Regions from separate parts of the Homo sapiens genome. Here region 1 is linked to region 2. A link is an interaction called in ENCODE POLR2A ChIA-PET data of the cell type or tissue named here. Cell type or tissue: OCI-LY7. All regions are shown on one strand. Region 1 overlaps AFF2 (ALF transcription elongation factor 2). Region 2 overlaps AFF2 (ALF transcription elongation factor 2).

Region 1 (5,000 bases), 120 kb before region 2:
TTTGCTCAAAGAACCTAGAACATAAACTATCTGTGCAGCTTAACTAGATGTTGATAAACATGGAGTGTACAATGCCACTACACTTAATCATCCACTTTTCTTCACAGGAATCCTTGAATGGTCAAATTCAAAGTGACTTTGATAACTTTATCTCCTGGATAAAGAACACTCATTTCTCCATTAAAAAACAGCAACAACATTTATAGGATGTTTAAATGCACATTACACTTTCATAATACAAACGTCAGATACATTAAAGCTCACTGGACCATTCATGAGTATATTCAGCAAATGTTATCACTGTCTGAGTAAAGCAAAGAAAACCTTCAGAGTCCTACCCAAAGCCAGGGCCCCATATCTAGGCCTTGCCTGGTCAAGGAAGATATCAAGTCCAGATACTGGAAGCCAGGCTATTATTTGTAGTCTCAGATGCCCTCCATAGGTATTAGATTTTCTAGCATCATCTTTCATTTCCATTCACAAGTTGAACTCAGAACCCCAAACAATTGTTGTGTGTCTCAATGTCTCCATGTTTGAGACTGACATGGAAACAATCAGGCACAGTAACATCTTCAGTCCGTTAAGTGTGGCGCTTGTGACCGTACCTCAACACCATAAATTGGCTGTGTGTAATCCAATCCCATCAATTTATCCAAATGTAAGAAAGATTGGGTGTTATGGGGGTGGGGGTAGAGTAACAAGTTAAAGCAATATTTAGTGAGGGCAGGGTTGTTGCAAAGGAGAAGGACACTTAATTTCTTTGCTTTCCATAGCAGATTAGTATCTACACACAAACAAGAACCAAAGTCTTTTCCTTCTGAGTAATGCGAGCAGGATGTCAGTTTTCTAGCTATCTGTTCATTTTGTGCACCTGACAGCTAAGAATGACAGGCCCATAGATCACATTTAATTCTCCCATGAAGAGAACTGAAGTGCTTTGGTCTCTTGGCTTTGCAAACTACCTTCCTTCTCCGAGGGAAAGATATAATTAAAACCCTGAAGGAAAAAGAAAGGAGAAGGAGAAGAAAAGGAAACGTGCTTCAGCTTGCATGACAACCTTTCAAACGATCAGCAGTAAGGGCACTTTCGGTGCTTTAGCCCTGGCTTTGATTTGTTAGGAGGCTCTTGGCTGCATTTTGCATCAGTTCATTAGCTACCAAATTCCAGACACAAATTTGAATAGCAGATTGAGTGTGCATGCGGGTGTTATCTGTTGCAAGCAAAACTGCCTGCTGCATTTTTTAACACATCCGACAAAGAACAGTTAATTCTCATATCTCTGGCGAGAATGAATTTAATCTCCACAGAGCTCCACTGCTCTTGGAAGGCAACCAAATATCTCCAACTTTTTCCTTTCTTGCTCAGCATGGCGTTGTATTGAAGGCTTCACACAGTGAGGTCTAATGAGTAATGAACTACATGGTGATGAGGCTTTCAGTCTATAACGTCACTGATTTCTGACTGAAACCAACATTACTAATTTGAAGCACCAGCTAATTAAAACCACAGCTATGTATTTAGCCTCTTGTTATACCTACTGCAGTTTATAATTATGAGGACCTCTTTATCTACTCAATTAAATTTCTTATGATTCAGGCAGGTTGTGTTTGAACCTGTGAGCCCTGCAGAGGCTGCAGGAAAGTATATGTCTGTCCCCTGATAATTTGATACATCTTTACACACCCAGGCCTGCTTTCCAAAGGAAAAAGAGCTCCATAGCCCACAAAGAAATGCTCAAGCCAAAAACCTGAATTAATCATCATATCATCGGTATGAACAATTCAAGTTTATTCTGTGATGAAGACAGGATGAATTGATCCTATCAATCAGCATGAAAACCCATGTTCATACTGAGAAGTTAAGCCAAAAATCTCAACTCAAGGATTCATCACTCTTAGCAAGTTAGGATATTTTTCCAACTTTTTTCTCCTGGATATAATAAAATTGGTCACATTATGATAATATAAAAACTGACCACTCAAAACCAAATTTACTATGAATTAACCAAAGGCCTTAGGTTTCTCTCTCTCCAGGTTACCTTTTTGGAATCGCTATTTCATTGATATCCACGCTAGCTGACTGGAAAAGGTCAGAAAGAAGAACAAGTTCCATTTAACTACTTTGTTAATCACCTTGGTGTAAGGCATGATGGTGAGAAGCTTCTCTCTATCATAGGATTTTTTTTCTTTTCTTTTTTTTTTTTTTTTTTTTTTTTGACGGAGTTTTCCCTCTTGTCGACCAGGCTGGAGTGCAATGGCGCAATCTCAGCTCACTGCAACATCCACCTCCCAGGTTCAAGCGATTCTCCTGCCTCAGCCTCCCAAGTAGCTGGGATTACAGGCACCAGCCACCACGCCTGGCTAATTTTTTGTATTTTTAGTAGAGGTAGGGTTTTGCCATGTTGACCAGGCTGGTCTCCAACTCCTGACCTCAGGTGATCCACCCGTCTCGGCCTCCCAAAGTGCTGGGATTACAGGCATGAGCCACTGCACCCAGCCCAGGATTTTTATATTAGCTGTGATTTCACCCACCTGTGTGCTTCCCTAGCCACCACAAACAGAGGAACTGCCCTCATTTACAAAAGAGGAAACTAAGGCCCTCCAAAAATGAACAGAGGGAGCTGTCTCAAGCCGTCATCAAGCTAGTGGCAAAGGAAGATCTGAATCTGTTTCTTCCATCTTCAAGTACATGTAGTATCTTCTCCTAGCCTTCTCCTTCTCTCAGACACTTGAACCTTATCTTGTATGTAGATAACTCTCATTTTGCTCATTAAAAGCCTCAGGTTCATTGGTGGGACAATAAAATGCAGGGCACATGTAGATTCCGTGAGATCTAGAAAGTTCAATTATGCCGTCTTCATTAGCGCACAGTGGTAGCCCACACAGGCTGACAATGCAGGCTAGTCTTTTACAACAGAGACTGTTTATAACAGGAAGAGAGTTTAGCAATCATCTAGTTGCAGTGCCCTCATTTTACAGATGAGGAAATAGAACTAAGGTAAGGTAATGGGCCTCACAGCGGGTTTGTCAGAGAACTAGGAGGCTGGAACTCAGGCTTTCACATTCCCAAGCAACATGGTTTGTCCCTTCTGCCTCCTGTGTTTCCATCACACTTCAGAATGAAGATGAGTTTCACATGCACTCCATTGGTCACCTTTCCTTAGGACTGCATTTTATTAGAAATTGGCAGTAGGGAAAAACTTTAGGGATTTAATTTAGATTCGAGTATAGATAAACCACTAGTTTCCTTATATCAAAATGTACAGACCCTAAAGGGATTATAAAAATTAACTGCATCTGTGGGGAAGAGGCTGGGCGAGGGAGAGTAAAAACCAGTTTCAGTCCATTTGGTTCATATATTTCATGAAGCTAATACTCATTGTTTACCTAATTTGGTTATTTTACAAAGCCACTTGGGGAATAAAAAATTGATATTTTAAAATGATAAATTTGTTTTAAAATACTGCTAATATATGATTTACTGTAGTAATGGTGTACATGAAGGTAAATAATTCAGCCTCACTTGTTTTCCAGTCCAACTACAGTAAACACCTTTATTTGGCTAATATCTTTGCAAAAGCATAAAAATACATATTTAATCCACTCAAAGGACAAACATAAGCTATCACTCACTTCCTGTGGTTCTTCTGAATGAATCCCTGCCTTCTATAACATGTGTAGATATTTATCCATGTTATATGTTCCAGAGTGTCAGGTGATACTTTTTCTATACCGAGTCCTATTTTGAATTTGACACTGATCTAATCTCTACATAACTTCTTTTTGTTAAGAAAAGAAAATCTCTGCTATCCAATACCTTCAAACTTAACCCACATTATGTAAAGTGCTAAATTCAAAACTATAAAAGCAGCTCAAAACAGGCCATCATTATTTTACACATATAGAGTAAAAACACAAGAACCTTGGATCTGGAGGTGTGCAAAAGAATAGAAGGTAAGTGGCCTTGGAAAGGAATTTCTAAAACCAGTAGAACCTCCTCAGCCATATTTAATGTCAGGACTCATGAGGAACTCAGCATACCACCACTCTCTTCAGCAAATGAACTATCTCCCTGCAAACACTGTCTCTCATGAAAAATAATCAAGAAGAGAATGAAAAGGTGAGAAACACACAAGTTTTTAGCTCTAGACAGCTGCCCATCTGATCATTCCAATTTGTTTTTGATTTTCCTTTAAATCTGTGGTTTGTAAAATTATGTAGACATCAATAGTCCAGAGGTCCTGGCAGAAACAGGCTTAATATTTCAATGTAGGAGCATCTTGGGACTACCTCATCCCCTCCATTTCTGAAAATGGAAGCAAAGATTCAGCCCATCTGCAAAGCCTGTCTAAGCCTCCTCCAATTAAGTCAGGCAGACCTCCCAAGAGCCATCCCTCCTAACTTGTTTCTGTATCCCCTGCTTTGCTTCTTTTCTAGTCCTCTCTTTTCATTAATAACAGCTTGATTGAGATATAACTAATATAGCTACAATTTCACCCATTTAAAGTGTACAATTCAGTGGTTTTTAGCATATTCACAGAGTCTTGAAAGCATCACCATGATATTAATGTTAGAATATTTTCATCAACTCAAAAAGAGGCTCTGTACACTTTTAGGTATCATCCTGTCCTGCAATCCTACCATCCAGCCCAGCCCTAAGCAACTACTAATCTACTTTCTCTCTGAATGAATTTGCCACTTCTAGATACTTCATATACATGGAATTATGCAACATGTGGTTTTTTGTGCATGGCCTCTTTCACTGAGCATACTATTTTCAATGTACATCCACACTGTAGCATGGGTCAGTACTTCGTTTCTTTTTATAGTTAAATAATATTCCACTGTATGGATATTCCTGGTCCTATGATATACTGTGCTCATTAAGAGGGCTCAATTTTGTTTTCTTCTAATGATTTAACCAGGATTCTCTAAGTCTCCCATTAGACTTTTCCCTCCTTAAGGTCAGAGGTTTTTAAGTCACTGCATCCTCCAACTGAA
Region 2 (5,000 bases):
GCTGAACACCAGGAACGCCATGAGAATTTCTATAACATATATGTGCACTTCACAACTGAAGACATATCAACACAGAAAAAAATTCCTTTAACAAGAGTAGGAAGTGATGACTGATTTTACAAAAGAATTGATCTCAGTTTCCCTTTAAATGAGAAGCTCACCTCGAGAAGTTAAAATAATATATAATTGACTAGTGTGCTAAAGTTTTCCCAAAGTAGAAAAATATCTAAAAGGTGAGGTACAGCTGTAAGGGCAAATCAAATACCAAATTAACAAATTAACAAATCCCTCAAGTTTTATTGGCTCTCTTGTTCTTTCTTTTCCAGAGGTAAATTTAAAAAGTAAAGTGAATTACAGTAGTCTTTGCTCTTCTCCTAGCACAGATTGTTACTTGCCTTAGGCTACTCTAAGCATATGAAAACAGTTGAAATCTGCAATTACAGGACACTACCTATGGTTAGCAGCGCATCACTTTCTTGGGTCAGCTAAAGGCAAATGGTCATTGGAGAGCTGCTAAAAAGAGTCAAGGAAAGGATAATGTGTATACTGTCCTTCAAATGGTTTTCTGATGTCAGGAGAAGAAAGAAATCAACAGGAGAAATGGGATACAGAGGTACAGAGGCAGGCTCATCTGAGCCAGTACTAGAGTTAGGGCAAGCAAACAAGATGGTTTCAGGTGACTTAGAAGGGACCCAATTACTGGTCCAGGAAATGACAAAGGTCAATGCATAGAATGAGGATGAGGTGGCGGGGGAACATTTCTCATTTGTTTTTTTGAAACATTTTTATTTTGAAAAAAAATTCAGACTTCCAGAAAAGCTGTAAGAACATTAAAATAGCCTATATATCTTTCACGTAGTGTTAATTGGCAGTCATGATAGCCCCCTACCTGTAAACCCAACATTGTGTATCGCCTAAAAAAAGAACATTCTCCTACATAACCACAATATGATTATCAAAATCAGGAAATTGATGTTGATATTCTACTGTTATCTAACCTACAAACTTTATTTAGATTTCACCAACTGTCTCAATAATATACTTTATAGAAAAAAAGAAAGAAAGAAAGGGTCCAAGATCCAATCTAAATTCATGCCTTGCATTTAGTTTTCATGTTTCTGTAGCCTCCTTTACCCTGGAGCACTTCTCCAGTTCTATTTTTCACTATCTTGACATTTTTTTAAGAAAAGGGGCACTTATTTTGTAGAATGTGCCTCAATTTGGGTTTATTGTCTGATGTTTCCTCATAGTTAAATCCAGATTATGTACTATTGGCAGAAATGCCACAAAAGTGATCTTGTGTTCCCCTCAGTGCATTTCATCAGGAGGCACAGGAGGTCTCCATGTCTCATTCCTGATGATGCTCACTTTGGTCACTTGCTTAAGGTGGTGTCTGCCAGGTTTCTCCACTGCCAATTTGCTACTTCTTCCCCTTGCAATTAATAAATATTTTGTAGGGAAATACTTAGAAATTATGTAAATATTTCATTACTCCTCAAACTTTCACCCACTGCTTTTATGATCCATTGATGACTCTTACCTGAACTGATTTTTCACAGTGCTAGGGGTTAGCACATTTGGATTGACTAAATAACTAAGTATATTGTGGATCATGTGAGCTAAATTTCTCAATTTTAGAGAAGGGAGTTACCGGTAAGAAAAGGGGAAAGACTGGAATGTGGTGTTTTATTGGAATTGGTGAGATCATTATAACATCATGATATTTTAATATGCTGTATATACAGATGAACAGATATAGAAATAGAGATAGATGTGTGTTCATGTATGTGTATGTGCATGTACGTGTATATATTTCCTAGCTCTATTTGCTGAGATGGCCTAGAAATAATGGCACTCCGGTAGTAAAGGTATACCTATCCCCTTTTCTATAAGTACCATTTTGTTCTATATCTTGTTCTATAAGTACCATTTTCCAATAAAGGAAATTAGGCTTCTAAGAGAGATGAATCCAGGGCTGAAGCAGAGAAAGTACCAGGTGAACCTGAAGTATTTTGTTCCAGAAATTAAGGAAGTGATTCATAATCAAAAGGACATAGGAGCCAGCTAGAAACAGCTCCCACTGGTCAAGTCTGGGAAAATTTGTGCATCAAAAAAAAAAAAAAAAAAAAAACAAGATTGTATTGTACTATAGTTTCGCAAGATATTACCACTGTGGAAAACTGGATAAAAGTACACAGGACTTCTGTATATTCTTTCTTGCAACTATGTGTGAATCTAAAATTACCTCAAATTTTAGCAATAAATAAATAAATGATGATAGTAATGGATTATAACTCATTAAATAAAATAAGAATCCACCGACTAAATGAATTAACAAAGGTAAAGTTATTTCTTATAGTGGAGTGCCAAGTTTTTTGTGCCACATTTCCTTTTCCTTTTCTGCCAACTGATCTTCTTGCTCACGGAAGATCACTTTATTGAGTCAAAGCTATTATACTATGATTGCTCTCAGAAACAGGTGTTTTCAGCAAACCTAAGGATGTGTCTCTCTGAGCTGTGACTGGTGTGCCCTGGCTACTCAGACTAGTGGAAGTCCTGAAGTTGGTAAAGTCTGGTACCCTGTGGAGGTCCTAAGCACACAGAGCAGTCAGAACTTTCAGATTTCTCGTATGTTATCTCAGCCTACTGACACTGAGTCCCTACTATGGGATACATTATATATACATGAAATCAAATGTTGTTTTCCATCTCCAAAATAGATGATGTTTAGAATGTTCTTCCTGTCTTTCTCTGTGAATTTCACAACTGTTTTTTCTAACATTTCAAATCCTTACAATTAATGGCTCAAGTGTGATTCCTTTTAATGATACTATAAAATTACTTAAGTGTTAAATTACTATATTCAATATTCATCTATTTATAGCTTTATCTATAGATAGATAGTGTTGAAATCTATAGCCCACAACCTAATGTGTATTTATGAAGTCTTCTATTCTGGTTATTTAAATATAAACTATTTCTAAGTAATATAGATAAGCTAAATGATAATATCTGACTAATGGGACCATTATCTATTGAGAATCAGCTCATTCACTGGGCTGAGATTATCATCTACATATTTCTATAGTGGTAATTTAATGATAAGTGTTACAATTTTGTTTGTTCTTATAAGCTGTAACATCAGTCAGACCTTTTTGATTAAAGTCAATATTTGCTATATAATATTGACATTGGCTGGAGTTTAGACTTTAAATGTTATGTCAAAGCTCTCTTTATATATTATGCTTGGTTATAGAAAAGAAGAAAAGGAAAGTTATTACTTCAGCAAACTGGTGGCTCTAACACCTCTCTCTCTCTCCTGCACATGCACACACACACACGTACACATAAGTTAAATTTTGAATGTACTTTCTTTTATACAATTAGCAGGGTCAATATAGCAGGAAAATATTACTATAATTATTTTTTCCTAATAGAATTCTGACATCTCTGTTTTTCATTTTTAACAAGCTACAATTACAACTGCAGTTGAAGCTTTTTGTACAGTTAATTTACATTCCAAAAATATTAGAAAATTCAACTGACCTAATTTCTCAAAACTTGTTCCTTTAGAACACTTAAAAGGGAGAGGTGCCCACAACAGTTGTCAACAAATAAGACTGAGTACTTTACAAGTCATGACTCCAAATGGTGATGTGGCAGTTACAGCCCTTAGTAAAGGAAGGCAAGCTCAGTGTCCCAGGACACACATGCCGCCTACTGCCTGCTCTCTGGAAGATGAGGCATTGGTAACTCAGATATAAAATGTATGGAAAAGTGCTCTTTACACCTGGCTTCTGAAACACACATAATGTCATCCATTCAAATGTTGTCTCCACATCCTCTTTAAGATGGGAATATTCTGAGAAATTCTACATGACTGAATGTTAATGGATCCAGAGATTCTTGTTAGCTCCTCTGTTTCTGAGTTTATGAAAATGTTTTAAATTGGGGAAGGGGGTTGTGAGAGGAAGAGAACTCAGCTCTACAGCCAAATTGAGTGAGACTGGTACTTTAAAAATTATTTCCTTTGGGAATTCCATATGGTACATTTGAAAAGGCAAATTTTAATGCTAAGTTCCTGTGGAAGTACTTATCTGAAAGGCAATGAAGAAATGAGAAGTAAACTGAACCATTAGCCTACAAAAACAGAATATTTTCTGGAAAGTATTAAGTCATACAAATCCTTCTGGAACATTGTTTAGAATGGGCAAATTAAAAATGGAAAAGCAATAAATAAATTACCTCCTTTTCTCTATAGGGGCATATATTTACTTTTACCCTTCTCATGCACATTAAAAGACTAGGTTATAGTCTGAAGGGGGATACAATTTTCAAACCACACACACACACACACACACACACACACACACAGAGAGAGAGAGAGAGAGAGAGAGAGAAAGAGAGAGAGAGAGAGGCTTCAACCAAAGCTGTACATCAGTACCGAAGTGCTAACAGTAAGTTTAAGTGGCAAGATGCAGAGTTTCTTCTTTGGTGTTCCAGGCTTTGAATGAGAATCATACTGCCCGACATCTAAGAGCCACTTTGAAAATACAAGGGTGGAGTGGGTGCCTTTCCAAGTCAAAACACAGAATTCTCTCTTCAACCATTCTCCTCATCCCTGCCTACACGATTACCCTAAAGAGTATGTCATTCCTTTCTCAATCTGGAGGAACTGGATCCAAGGATTTTCTGGAGCAGCGACAGTGTTGAAATATCTGCTATGAACTACATGAAAGAGAAAAGAAAAGCAGTTAAAATTCCATTTTACACTTGCACAATTTTGAAACTGTCAAGAACTAAAGACTAATATTTGGAAATTATTTTATGAACAGGCATTCTAAATTTTTTTGCATGAAATCAAACAAAGCAGGCTTTGTCTTTCATCCTAATTTCCAAACACTTCTTATAAATGGTTGCTAACATCTCTATCTATGCTGCAAGAGAGCTATTTTCATTTGAACAACACGGTATATAATTGAAGTCAGAGTTGTAAATTA

What was found. ChIA-PET counts read pairs that join two places held together with the same protein. Peaks named below come from ENCODE experiments on the same cell type or tissue, not always from the same donor. Only the 100,000 strongest peaks of a DNase experiment are listed, where the experiment ranks them.
Region 1: POLR2A ChIA-PET joins it to region 2 with 9 read pairs; 2 of 35 experiments call an interaction of 5 or more read pairs at or near these places.

Annotation. Positions count from the first base shown.
Region 1 is chrX:148,645,777-148,650,776 of GRCh38, reverse strand. The region is part of intron 1 of AFF2 (ALF transcription elongation factor 2); the gene reads right to left. Among named protein-coding and RNA genes, the nearest start is that of AFF2, 150 kb to the right of the region's middle. In OCI-LY7, no CTCF peak of the experiment used is centred here; a DNase peak (open chromatin) is centred at 2,986; H3K27ac peaks cover 2,132 bases.
Region 2 is chrX:148,523,498-148,528,497 of GRCh38, reverse strand. All of the region lies in intron 1 of AFF2 (ALF transcription elongation factor 2), which reads right to left. Among named protein-coding and RNA genes, the nearest start is that of AFF2, 25 kb to the right of the region's middle. In OCI-LY7, a CTCF peak has its summit at 504; a DNase peak (open chromatin) is centred at 2,507; H3K4me3 peaks cover 1,461 bases; H3K27ac peaks cover 4,248 bases.